3 separate regions of the Homo sapiens genome follow, and all the other regions are linked to region 3. The links are chromatin contacts, found by Hi-C or POLR2A ChIA-PET in ENCODE. All regions are on one chromosome and are shown on one strand. The core of a region is the stretch at or near the end of the contact, and the rest is flanking DNA. Distances in the headings are between cores, read along the strand shown.

Region 1 (4,196 bases), core at 989-3,488, 420 kb after region 3:
CATGGTTTGTCTTGTAAACCAGGTCATGTAAACTTACAGTATCGATAAACACAGTACAGTACTGTAAATGTATTTTCTTTTCTTTATTATTTTCTTAATATTTCCTTTTTGCTAGCTCATTTTATTATAAGAATATAGTATATAATAAATATAGCATACAAATATGTATGACTAGACTGTTTATGTTATTGGTAAAACTTCTGGTCAACAGTAGGCTATTGGTAGTTTTTAGGGAGTCAAAAGTTATATGAAGATTTTTGACTGTGTTGGGCATTGGTGTCCCTAACCCCCGCATTAAGTTGTCGACAAAAAGAGTCAAACTCTGTAAAATATTTGAAGAGATTTATTTTGAGCCAAATGTGAGTGACCAATGGCCTCTGGCACAGTTCTAGAAGATCCTGAGAACGTGCCCAAGGTGGTTGGGCTACAGCTTGGTTTTACACATTTTAGGGAGACATAAGACATCAATCAATACATATAAGATGTACATTGGTTTGGTCCAGAAAGGAGACAACTTGAAGTAGGGGCTTCCAGGTCACAGATGGATTCAAAGATTTTCTGGTTGGCAATTGTTTGAGAATTTATCTAAAGATGTGGATTCAATAGAAGGAAGTGTCTAGGTTAAGATAAGAGGTTGTGGAGACTAAGGTTGTTATTTATCATGCGGATGAAGCCTCCAAGTAGCAGGCTTCAGACAGACTAGATTGTAAATGTTTCTTATCAAACTTAAAAAGGTGCCAGATGGGCCAGGCGTGGTGGCTCACGCCTGTAATCCCAGAATTGGGAGGCCAGGGCTGTGGATCACCTGAGGTCAGGAGTTCAAGACCAGTTTGGCCAACAAGGTGAAACCCCCATCTCTCCTAAAAATACAAAATTAGCCGGGCATGGTGGTGAGCGCCTGTAATTCCAGCTACTAGGGAGGCTGAGGCAGGAGAATCATTTAGAGCCCAGGAGGTGGCAGAGGTTGCAGTGAGCCGAGATTGCGCCACTGCACTCCAGCCTGGGCGACAGAGTGAGACTCTGTCTCAAAAAAGAAAGAAAGAAAGAAAGAAAGTGCCAGATGCTTAGATAATTCTCTCCTGGATCAAGGGAAAGACCTCGAAAGGAAAGAAGATTTTCTACAGAATGTAGATTTTCCCCACAAGAGACAGCTTTGCAGGGCCATTTCAAAATATGTCAAATTATATTTTGTGATAAAATACTTTGATTTCTTTCAGGGCATGCTATCTGTTGCGTTGGTGTCTTATTGCTACAAAGAGTCTGTTTTGTCAGTCTCAAGGTCTTTGTTCTAGTGTTAATGAGGGTCAAATGTGCCTCGATTCTAGAGGGAGGAAGGTATAATGATGCAAGTCCAACCTCCCCTTCCCATCGTGACCTGAACTAGTGTTTCAAGTTTACTTTAAAATGTCCTTGGCCAAGCAGAAGAGCCCATTTAGTTGGTTGAAGGGCTTAAATTTTATTTTTGGTTTACAGTGTGAACTGTATTTTCAGTGACTGAAATGACTAATGACAGTGAAATAAAAATGAAATGTTTTTTAGTATTTATCATGGTCCGGGAATGAGTTAAGTATTAACTTGAGAGATCATGCAATTCAACCCTTTAATTTTAGTGATGAAGAAACAGACACTCAAAAGAGTAAATTACTTGACCAAGGTGTGGGTTGGGTGCCAGAATTCTGACCTCATGACCATGAATACAGTGTTTTTATTCCCATTCTACTATGTAACTATATTCACTAACTGAACCCCAAGGAGCTCTGATAAAGTAAAATATGACTTTGTATGAGAGGGGTATTGGAATTTTACTTTAGATACCCTGCTGATCTCAAATAAACTAATAATTTTAATTCCTGGGCTTTGAATTTAGGCAGAACGGGATTTTAATCCTCATAATTATCTCTTAAATCACTACAATTTCTTAAAATCACTCTTTAAAATCACGAATTCTTAGTGGTCTCTTAAAATTGCTAATTCTTAGTAACCTACTTATGTATTTATTAATTTTACAAATATTTATTGAGTGCCTGGAACTGAACATTCAGCAGTTAACAAAAATAATGATTAATTGAGATAATACACCTGGAAGTACTACTTTGCTAGAGCAAAATAATCAGCACATGATAATGTGACTTTCCCTCAAATTGTCCTATGACAATCAGCAGGTGGGATCATGGGCTTCTTCATCATTTCCATCTCGTTCACCACAGGTGCTCATGCATCACTAGCAGGGAGAATCCAGCGTCATAGTCATGCCCTTCCCTTTTAAAACTGACCAGGGACTTCCCACAGAGGCATGAAAAATATCAGGTAACCTCTTCTCCCCCACCAATACTAAGTACTAAGAGTCTCAGTCTTTACTCTGCTTCACAACTACAAAATATGGTATCTTGTCTCTCCACATGGGGTATCTTATTTCTTTCCATGAAACTACATCGTCAGCCATTCTTCTCACCACTCATGAGTCATCCTGCTCCTTCCCTGCCTCCTCCCCAAGACCTGGGATCAGATCAGACCTTCTTAGCAGATGTATCTGCTGGAGACAAGTGATGCTGCCTCATTCTCTATTCCTATTGGTTGGAGAAACATGCCTGTGACCGATTGGGGATTTCCAGGAATGCTTTTCTTTCTTGAAATGCCTAGTGCAAGAAGCTGGAATGCCTTCCCTGAAACGAAGTAACCTGAACTGAGACTGATGAGGCAGATTCTGGGTTTGAGAACTGCCTGCGGGTACTGCCTCTGAAAAGAGACATGTATTCCTTCTTAAACGACTCATCTTTCTATCTTTATCAAGTGATATTTCCTAGCATGATTATGAGAATATTAGTGCTCAGTAAATACAAACTCTTCATTCTAACTATTACTTCCTAGACTTGTAACTACACTGGGATTTCCAAAATAATTTCCTGGTTGATTTCCCTTCCATCTATAGCTATACAAGTCTTGTTTTTGTTGGGTGGCTTCACTCTGTGCATCCCCTTCCATTCCTGAAGGAAGAATCTTCACTCCCATCAGACAGTACTCCTCTCCCTGCCTGCATCTTTCATCCTTCGTTTCCCTTACATATCGTTTCATTATATTTTCTCTACGCCTCCTACTGTCTTAATTAACCAAAACTTGCCCTTTTTAATGAGTGTTACTATCTCATACACATAGCTCCAATCTTTAATTTTTAAGGTTCATGTAGGTGTGTAAAACATTTTTTTATTATTATTATTATTTTAGAGACAGAGTCTCGCTCTGTCACCCAGGCTGGAGTGCAGTGGCGAGATCTCAGCCCACTGCAACATCTGCCTCCCGGGTTCAAGCAATTCTCCTGCCTTAGCCTCCCAAGTAGCTGGGACTACAGGCATGTGCCACCACACCCAGCTAATTTTTGTATTTTTAGTAAAGACTGGGTTTCGCCATGTTGGCCAGGCTGGTCTTGAACTCCTGACCTCCGGTGATCCACCTGTCTCTGCCTCCCAGAGTGCCGGGATTACAGTCGTGAGCCACCGTGCCCGGCCAGTGTGTAAACTGTTTTAACAATTTGGCTCATGTTTGAAAACCAACAAATTTGTGCTCTTATTGTATTTTATAAACGAATCGATTGCAGCACTTGTTGCAGTGTATTACAGCAAGTTTACATTGGCTTTGAACTCCTAGGAAACAAGATCTGCAGATCCTATTTATCCTAATAACGCATAACCTTGAAGAATGATTTGCACAATTGCAGCAGCATTAACTTTTTAATGTTACCCCAAAGGAATAAACGTTATCTTTTTCAAGTCAGGATATAATTCCCATGTTTCTACCATCACCTCCAAAAGGGGTACAAAAGGTTATTTTCAGAGTTATTATAAAGATTAAATGAGATAATTGAAAAATGGCTAAAGAGACCCTGGAACTATTGATTCTCTTTTCCATCATTGTCCCTGCACGTTCTTCTTATAACCAGCAGGTGGGGAGATGACCCTTAATCAATCTCTTTCTCCTTTCCTTTCAATTTTGTCCCTACCACAGATTTTAGTTTTCTACTAGTGATGAGATCCAGCATTACAGCAATTTTCTTTTCATTTAGTCCTGGACAGGGACTTTCCACCTATGTCTGAAAAAGAACAAGTATCCTGATTCACGCTCTACATTCATTAAGCATGATTGATCGTACTAGAAAAGGGGAGAATTCTTGGCAATCCACACAGCTATCACCTGTTTCTTTC
Region 2 (4,770 bases), core at 2,271-4,770, 340 kb after region 3:
GAGTTTAGAAGTATTCCCTCATAAAATACTTGTAGAAGTATTCCCTCCTTCTCTATTTTTTGGAATAATTTGAGTAGGATTGGTATTAGTTCTTCTTTGAATGTTTGGTAGCATTCAGCAGTGAAGTCATCAGGTCCTGGAATTTATTTACTGGTAGACTGTTTATTGTGACTTTGATCTTGTTGTTATTGATCTTTTTAGGTTTTGAGTTATTTCCTGTTTTAATCTTGGTAGGTTGCATGTGTCTAGGACTTTGTCCATTTCTTCTAGGTTTTCCAATTTATAGCATATAGTTGCTCATAGTAGCCACTAATGATCCTTTGAATTTCTGCAGTATCAGTTGTAATGTCTCCTTTTCCATTTATGATTTTATTTATCTGGATCTTCTCTCTTTTTTTCTTAGTTTGTCTTGCTAAAGGTTTGTCAATTTTGTTTAACTTTTCAAAAAAGCAAATTTTTGTTTCATAGATCTTTTGTATTTTTTTCAATTTCATTTATTTCCACTCTGATCTTTACTTTTTCTTTTCTTCAACTAATTTTTGCTTTGGTTTCCTCTTGCTTTTCTAGTTTTTAAGATGCATCATTAGATTGCTAATTTAAAGTTTCTCCTTTTCTGATGTAGGCACTTATAGCTATAAACTTCCTCCTTATTACTGCTTTTGCTGTATCCCATGGGTTTTGGTATGTTGTGTTTTCATTGTCATTTGTTTCAATAAATGTTTCAATTTCCCTCTTAATTTCTTCATTGACCCACTGGTCATTCAGGAGCATATTGTTTAATTTCCATGTATTTTTATAGTTTCCCAAATTTCTCTTCTTATTAATTTCCAGTTTTATTCAACTGGGTTCAGAGAAGATGCTTGAGCAATTTGAGAGGCCAAGGTGGGAGGATTGCTTGAGCTCAGGAGTATGAAACCAGCCTAGGCAACATAGGGAGACCCAGAAGCAGTTCAAATGGGATTGAAAACCATGTACCTGTTGCCTGGACTGTAGAGGGCGTTGCAAGCCTGGTGGAGGTGAGCAAAGGGAGAGATTAGATAAAGCTGAGTACCCAACTTCCAGAGTTGCATATATCATTGAGACCAATAGTTCCACATACAGATTTCATTTAACATCTGTATTTTTAAAGTCAATCACAATAGACTTGTCAGACCATCTTAGAATTATAACCAAGAACAGAAGAAAACAAGATCACTTTTATTGTATTTTAGAACCTTGGGTGACAGTTGATATTGGGAGGGCTTCAAAGCTATAAATGTAGATATAAATAAAAACATAAACAGATTTAGAGGTTTTAGATCACAGTGAATGTGCTAATTTGTAACTCCTTTTAAATTTAACATATGGTAAACAACTCTATTTTGTCATTAAATATCTTTCTAAAACATTGTTTTGAAGGACTGTATATAATTGTGTCATAGTTTGTTACCTAATTATTTAAATTTTGAGGCCAGGTGCAGTGGCTCACACCTGTAATCCCAGCACTTTGGGAGGCCGAGGAGGGCAGATCACCTGAGGTCAGGAGTTCGAGACCAGCCTGGCCACATGGTGAAACCCCGTCTCTACTAAAAATACAAAAATTAGCCAAGCATGGTGGCAGGTGCCTGTAATCCTAGCTACTCGGGAGGCTGAGGAAGGAGAATCGCTTGAACCCAAGAGGCGGAGGTTGCAGTGAGCTGAGATCAAGCCATTGCACTCCAGCCTGGGGGACAAAAGCAAGACTTTGTCTCAAAAAAAAAAATTTTTTTTTTTTTTTGAGTACAGATGGGAATTGACTGAAAGCATTTTTACTGAATTGTTGGTTCTCAACTCCCCTCCTACTCCTACATCTTGGCTCTACTTCCCAACTACAAAATGGAAAGTTTCCTTTTTGGATATATGAGTACACAAAAAAGGAGAATCTTCACATTATGGTGTGTCCAGTCTCTTTTTACATTCCATTTTGTTTTTATTTTATAGAGGTAATATTTTTATAGCCTCATGTAGATTTTTTCATTTTAGTTTGTAAAAAAGAACAATGAGAACACTTGGACACAGGAAGGGGAACATCACACACATGGGGGCCTGTTGTGGGGAGGGGGGAGGAGGGAGGGATAGCATTAGGAGATATACTTAATGTAAATGATGAGTTAATGGGTGCAGCACACCAACATGGCACATGTATACATATGTAACAAACCTGCACGTTGTGTACATGTACCCTAGAACTTAAAGTATAATAAAACATATATATTAAAAAAATAATAAATAAATAAATAAGTCAGCCACTGCACCTGGACAACTATTCTGCTCAAAAAAAAAAAATAAAAAAGTAAACTTAAAGAAAACTTGCAATAAGAATAGTATTTTGTACTTATATATTTTTTTTCCTGAAATTGCACTCATCAGAACTCTTTATCCTTAAGTACTTCAGTGTGTATTTCCTAAGAAAAGGATACATTCTTGTACATAACCAGAATATAGCTACCAACTTCATTAAATTTAATTTTAATAATCTAAACTGTTTGAATTCTCATTGTCATATGAATTTTGTTTGAAAATACAAGCCCAAAATTACACTCCCATCTCTGAACATGTCATGTTTCTTAAATCATTTATGTCTTTATGCTGCATGGTAAATTTTTGTAATTAAAACACTGTATTTTTTTGTGGAATTTATTCCTTACAATTTTATATTTCTACCGGCAGTTTGAATGGTAATTTATCCTACATTCTCTCACCCTTCCCATCTCCCCCTGCTACTATATATTTTATTTGTGCTTCTTAGTAGCTTGGACTGCCAGAGACAAGTGACTCTGCCTCATCATATGCTTCTCATTGGTTGGAGAGATACATATTCATTACTATTAGTTATTTCTTCTAACCAGAGCTTCTGCAAAGCCCCTTTATCATTATCCTTTCTCTTCAATCACAATCTTGCCTAGTAACCTTTTCCATACCCAGATAGTTCCTTTCCTCCTGCAAGAACTAAGCGTATGTAAGTCTTCTCATTTGTTACCTAGTTCACTTTTCTTCACATGTGAGGATCCTGGATACTATTAAGATGCCTTCACTACTGACTGGATCTTGGAAAAATATGCTTTGTTTCCCTACAAAATATATTTTCTTTTAAGCTCTCAGAGTAAATTTTGAAACGAGCTACCCATAGATTAGTCCTCTGGTATTAACTAGTATTGTTATTCTGGCTGTAAAAGATAACTGTTCAAACTATTTACAGGTTAGATTATCCAGGGGATATAGTTTAGAGCACCCATATAATTTTTTTTTCAACAGATTACTTGATTTAAAAAGAACCTATCAAGTTAATGTTTTGAAGAAATTGATAATTTCTTTTAGAGGTTTCTCTGAAAAAATACAAGCAGTCCATATTAACAGGCTGGGTCTAGAGTTATATAGTCTGAGCGAGGACATGGGATGTTGAGTTGAGTCCAGAGACAGGCCATATGCAGCGAACCAGAACAATGTTTCAAAATCTGCAAATGGCTGAATCTGGGTATTTCCTGTGTGAAGGGGATGCCAGAAATGAGCAACCAAAACCTTAACAGAGACTGAAAACACATCCCAAAGTAGGAGGCAAAATACATCCACCTTCCAGGCAGCATACCCAGGCCTGATACACGTTAGAATGGGTTCTAGACATGTGACAACAGGATAAAAAAGTCAGTAAAATCATGGGAAAGATTAAAGTGAAAAATATTATAATATAAAGTCCACACATCTCATTAATTTTAGTAACTGCAAATAGACTAAACTTGTGACCAGAAGACAGAGACTGACAAATTGAATGCAAAAACATAAATTCAGGTTATACTGTTTACAAGACACATACCTAAAGCATAAAAGTCATTTCAGAGATTAAGTGTAAAACATAGAAAGGACATATTATGCAAAAACTAATTCTAAGAAATGGTGTTTATTTATTAATGTCAAAAACAAATTTTAAGGAAAAAGATATCGTAGGACAGAAAGACTGATATAATGATAAACATTCACCTAGTCAAGGAAAACAAAGGCTGGGCACAGGGGCTCACACCTGTAATCCCAGCACTTTGGGAGGCTGAGGCAGGTGGACCGCTTGAGCTTATGATTTCAAGACCAGTCTAGGCAACATGGCTAAAACCTGTCTCTGCAAAAAACAAAAATTAGCTGGGCATGGTGGCGCGTGTCTGTAATCCCAGCTACTTGGAAGGCAGAGGTGGGAGGATGGCTTGAGTCCAGGAGGTGTAGGTTGCAGTGAGCCGAGATTGCACCACTGCACTCCAGCCTGGGCGATAGAGCCAGACTTTGTCTAAAAAAAGAAAGAAAAGAAAAGGAAAACATAGCAACTATAAATATAGGTGCATCTAATAAAATATCCTCAAAGACATGAATCAAAATTGATATACTATTTAGGTAGAAAGCAATAAATCTACCATTTATAGTATGATATTTTAATATATGTTTCTGGGTTCTTTATAAGTCAAGAAGGCAAAAGTAGGATATAAAAGATCTAAACAACACAATTAGTAAGCTTGACCTAATAGACTTGAATATATTATAAAGTTATTGTCTATGTTCTCATCTATGTGAACTGGTAGATTCACCAGCACCTATTACATTAATTTTAATTTTAATTTTAATTTTTTTTGAAACAGAGTCTTGCTTAATAGCCCAGGCTGAAATGCAGTGGTGCGATCTCAGCTCACTGCAACCTCCACCTCTCAGGTTCAAGCGATTCTCCTGCCTCAGTCTCCTGAGTAGCTGGGACTAAGGTGCATACCACCATACCCT
Region 3 (4,685 bases), core at 2,186-4,685:
TCTAGATAAAATGGACACATTTTGTGCTGGGCAGGGTGGCACACATCTGTAGTACCAGCTACTAGGGAAGTTGAGGCAGGAGGATTGCCTGAACCCAGGAGTATGGGGTTATCGTGCACTGTAGCCTGGGCAACATAGCAACCTGTCAAAAAAAAAAAAGACAAATTTCTCGAAAAACATAACTACTAAAACAATGAAAAAGAATACAATATTTCAAAGTATTTTATCTTTTATAATGTTCTTTGACAAAAATAGAACAGAGCTAGAGATCAATTACAGAAAGATAACCAAAAAATTTTGAAGAGTTTAGAAATTAAGAAATACAAATTAAAATAATCCATAGATCAAAGAAGATAATCAGAGATTAAATCTAATTATTATCAGATCCCTGACAATAAAAAATTGAAAATATCAGTTGGGTGTGGTGGCTCATGCCTGTAATCCCAGTACTTTGGGAGGCTAAGGCAAGAGGATTGCTTGAGCCTAGGAAGTTCAAAACCAGCCTGGACCACATGATGAGATCCTATCTCTACGAAAAATAAAATATAAGTTAGCTGGTGTGGTGCTGCATGCCTGAGGTCCTAGCTTCTTAGGAGGCTGAGGTGGGAGGATCACTTGAGCCCAGGAGTCCAAGGCTGCAGTGAGATATGACAGCACCACTGCACTCCAGCCAGGGCAACAGAGTGAGACCCTGTCTTGAAAGAAAAGAAAAGGAAAGGAAAGAAAAAGAAAAGAAGGAAGGAAGAAAGAAAATTGAAAATATTGCAAATTATACTTGCATTACAAAATATTATAACATAAGATGAAGCTGAAGTCAGGTCTAGACAAAAATTATATGCAACCTTAAGTGCATATAATTAATTGGAAAGAAAGAAATACTGAAAATCAATCATATACTTAGAAAAAGAATGTCAAATTTAACCCAAGAAAAGTAAAAGTAAGGGAATTATATACATAAAAGAAGAAAATAATTTGATAGGAAATAATAATACAGTAGAAAAACATCAACAACACTAAAGGCTTGTTTCTTTGAAAAGACTAATAGGATTGATAAAATTTTAGCAAGACTGTGGAAGATTTTAAAACAAGACAGAAGGCATGAAATTCCAATATCAGGAATGAAAAAGGTACTGTCATTATGGGTCCTGTAGACATTAAAATTACAATAGAAAATATTATAAATAACTTTATGCTGACAAATTTGAAAAGCTAGATGAAATAGACATATTCTAGAAAACACCACTTACTAAAATGAACTCAAGAAATAATAGAAAAATTTTCATAATCCTGTATCTATTAAAGAAATTGAGTTGGTAATTACAAAACTTTCCACAAAGAAATCTGTAGGCAAAGATGATCTTATTGGGTGAATTCTTCTAAATATTCAGTGAAGGCATTTGCTAACCTTACACAAGCGATTCCAAAAGACGGGGGAATAAAGGAACATTTCTCAACTCATGCAGCAATATGCCAAATCCTCATAAGCATGAAGCAAAAACAAAAACAAAAAAGCAAAAGTAAGGCTCATCTCATTTTTAAACACAGATACAAAACTCCTAAAAGATCTATTAGTCAATTAAATATAACACTAGGTAAAATAATGACCAAGTTGAGTTTATTCTATGAACATAGGGTAAGTTTAATATATGAAAATCAAGCAATGAAAATAGTAACTTATGGTTGAAAAATCTGTCAGTTACCACTAAAATCAAGTAGTCAAAATTAGCATCACAGGGTAAGTTTAATATACGAAAATCAAGCAATGAAAATAGTAACTTTATGGTTGAAAAAATCTGTCAGTTACCACTAAAATCAAGTAGTCAAAATTAGCATCACTGATAACAGAACAAATCAACATCATGTGTCTCCTGATTCAATGCACGGAGATACAATATCAACTATGAAGAACTCCTGCCTTTGTCATATCCTCTATGAGCTATTTAGTTCCTTTCCAATAAATGCCTTTTCTGCTTAATTATTCAAGTTTGCATTCTATTGTTTAAAATCAAGAACCTGCATTAGTACAGTAGTAATAGTTATTGAGCACTAATGCTCACAGCAGTGTTTCAACATAGATATTATTTATCCTTATTCTAAGATGAGGCAATAGGTAGTTATAGTTAAGAATATGACCCCAAATCACATACACAATAATAGGTGAAGGAAAGAATAAATTTCAAGTTTACCTGTCTCCAAATTTCATTCTTTTAGACTCTCTAACCCTTCTCCCTTGACCATGCTTGGCATTTTTGACTAAGTGATTTTAGCCAGGAACCTGGTTTACCCAAATACACAGAATCATCAATCTGTCTCCCTCCATACCCTTCCTTGGGATTTAAGGATGTCAGAAGTTAAGGAGAGAAGATAAACATGTGCTTTTACTGTGATGCTCTCTGGGGAAAAGTTATGTGGGGTCCAGATAAAAATCATTGCCTCTCAGAGAACAAAGACATGCTATTCCCAGGGGGCTGCTCATGAGATCTTTTTATAAGGCTCCAAACAGTAAGACTAGATGTAGGGCTAGCTCCCGAGTGATGGAAAAGAATCGGGACAACTCCCTCCTGGGGGTATCTCTCTCTCTCTGTCTCTCTCTCGACTCCAAACAGCATCACAAGAGAACCTCAAGTTTTGTATTATTTATTCCAGGAACCCCAAAGGGAAGGTGAAAGAAACTTGGGGAGAAAAAAAATCTCCCTTGAATGCATGAAAAAACAGGTGTTGGGGTGATGTTGATGTTGAGATAGCCAAGTGCAGGCACCTGACTGCCACCTGGGGATGGGAGCAGGAGGGAGTGCTGGAGACCGTGGATTCAGAGGTTACTAGTGTAGACGTGCAGGGAGCCACAGGCCTGGATGAGTTCTCCAGAGCAGCAGGTGTAGAGTGATAAGAAGAGGGCTGACGACTAACATCAGGTGTGTAGTTTTAGGAGTGAAGAAGAAGAGTATTCAACAGAGGGGACAGGTTTTCATTCCTGCTTTGGCACCTGGAGCAATAGGAAGTGTTTGATTGCCTGTGCTACTTGAACATTCTCCTTCCCCGACAGCTTCCACGGCCTCTTTGTAGACTGTCTCCTTGCTCACCTTCACCTCATATTGTCCCCTGGATTTGAGGCCCCAGCCATCATGACATGTTCAGGCTTCTGAACAGGGCTGTGAGGAGGGGGATGGAGGGAAAATATCAGGGGAAAGGATTTATCTGAATGCATGTAGAGACTTCAAAGAAGCTCTTTTCCTGGGAAATTCTGGTAACATTTCTCTCTATCCAATAAAAAGTGGGTGAAAGGCAGTGTCACTAGTTTCTGGCAGACTAAGCCCCTGAGAAGGTCCTGCTGCACGGATGTGTGTAACTGAAGCTGTGTGGAGGGAGCTTGTGATCTATACAGAAGTAGCAAGGGCAAGAGGAACAAGAGAGGTTCAAAGGCACCAAGTGCAGAGGCAGTGGGTGGGGAGACCCAGGCATGGAAGCCAGTGTTTCACTGTGAATACTTGGAAAGTCCCTGGCTGGCTCCAAACAGTAGAATATGGCTGGATTCTAGAGTCTGTTGTCAGAATAATGAGAATTAATACGGAAGCTCATTTTCAGACTTATCATTAGTTATGAGATGATGGAGGGTTAAGGAAACCACAGTAAGAGGAAGAGATTCTAAGGCTAGCTTCTTAGGACCCCACCCCATCCCTAAATTTTCAGATGGGAGAGAGAGGAGTGTTATGCATCTCTGTATCATTCTTTTTTGGAGCTGAGAGAGACAGAAAGGAGAGGGGAGGGGAGGGAAGGGGAGGAAGAGATGAAGAGGGAGAGGGGAGGGGAGGGAAGGGGAGGAAGAGATGAAGAGGGAGAGATGGAGAGGGAGAGATGGAGAAGGAGAGAGGGGGAGGGAGGGAGGGGAGGGAGAGGAGGAGAGAGAGAAGAGAAAGGGAGAGAGAGTGGGGAGAGAGGGAGAATAAGTATAAATCATCAATTAATCTGTGGATGTCTGATTGTCCACCTTCTGGATTATTTCAGACACTGAAATTTGTGAATAATGATAAGCAGGGCCTGGATCAGGAGAGCACTTCAAAAGATAAGGACTTGTACATAGGATGTTAAAGCCTGCTAAACAGGTCCTCACAGGCCCACCTTTTACTGCTTCCTCTTGAAATAAGCCTCTTCTGCCCTTCCCACCCTGTCATTACCACTGTCCCCAATACCACAAAGTGGAGGATTGTGGAAATCCCTTAAGAAAAAGAAAAGAAGCTCATTGTCTACATCAGAAATTCTCTGTAACTCCCATCCTCCCACTTCCTCATGCTGCCTGACTGCCTTCCTTATCACTCTACATCAGTTGGATTGTATCAACGTTTGGCCTTTCTTAAACCTCCTACTCTGGTGTCCAAAGGACAGATTTCTGTCCCAGAGCAGATATGAATGTTACAAGGGGAGTGTTTGATAGACAAAGGACCCCATGTTACTTCTGCAGTTGAAACTAGCCTCTGTATAAGGAATTAAAAGACTATGAGAAGAAAGTAATGATGGAGACATTATTCTCCCTATTGTCATGGATCAATGGCATCATCTGGGGATTAGGCCAATGGCTGCTTTGAAGGAATATTTTATAAAGTAGACATTATCAGTGATGAATTTGAGTGTGAGTTGAAATGGAAGTATAGTAAAGTGGTAAGACTCCTTGATGAATCAATGTTTGGTGT

What was found. A loop is a pair of places that touch in the nucleus more often than their neighbours do. ChIA-PET counts read pairs that join two places held with the same protein, here RNA polymerase II (POLR2A). Pooled maps may share reads with other maps.
Region 1: a map with no recorded cell type shows a loop between it and region 3 (9-fold over the local background). The contact joins two enhancer-like sites. A Hi-C loop is called at or near these places in 5 of 37 single-sample maps with no recorded cell type and 2 of 50 pooled maps.
Region 2: a map with no recorded cell type shows a loop between it and region 3 (3-fold over the local background). The contact joins two enhancer-like sites. A Hi-C loop is called at or near these places in 1 of 37 single-sample maps with no recorded cell type and 2 of 50 pooled maps. POLR2A ChIA-PET finds 5 or more read pairs at or near these places in 1 of 52 experiments (activated T-cell).

What each region holds. Positions count from the first base shown.
Region 1 is chr6:32,608,338-32,612,533 of GRCh38, reverse strand. No RefSeq gene overlaps it. Among named protein-coding and RNA genes, the nearest start is that of HLA-DRB1, 21 kb to the right of the region's middle. Within about 2 kb of position 2,238, at least 10 of the 41 ENCODE cell types and tissues checked have a DNase peak (open chromatin) inside an H3K27ac peak, as active enhancers do.
Region 2 is chr6:32,688,446-32,693,215 of GRCh38, reverse strand. No RefSeq gene overlaps it. Among named protein-coding and RNA genes, the nearest start is that of HLA-DQB1, 24 kb to the right of the region's middle. Within about 2 kb of position 3,520, at least 2 of the 41 ENCODE cell types and tissues checked have a DNase peak (open chromatin) inside an H3K27ac peak, as active enhancers do.
Region 3 is chr6:33,028,206-33,032,890 of GRCh38, reverse strand. No RefSeq gene overlaps it. Among named protein-coding and RNA genes, the nearest start is that of HLA-DOA, 21 kb to the right of the region's middle. Within about 2 kb of position 3,435, at least 18 of the 41 ENCODE cell types and tissues checked have a DNase peak (open chromatin) inside an H3K27ac peak, as active enhancers do.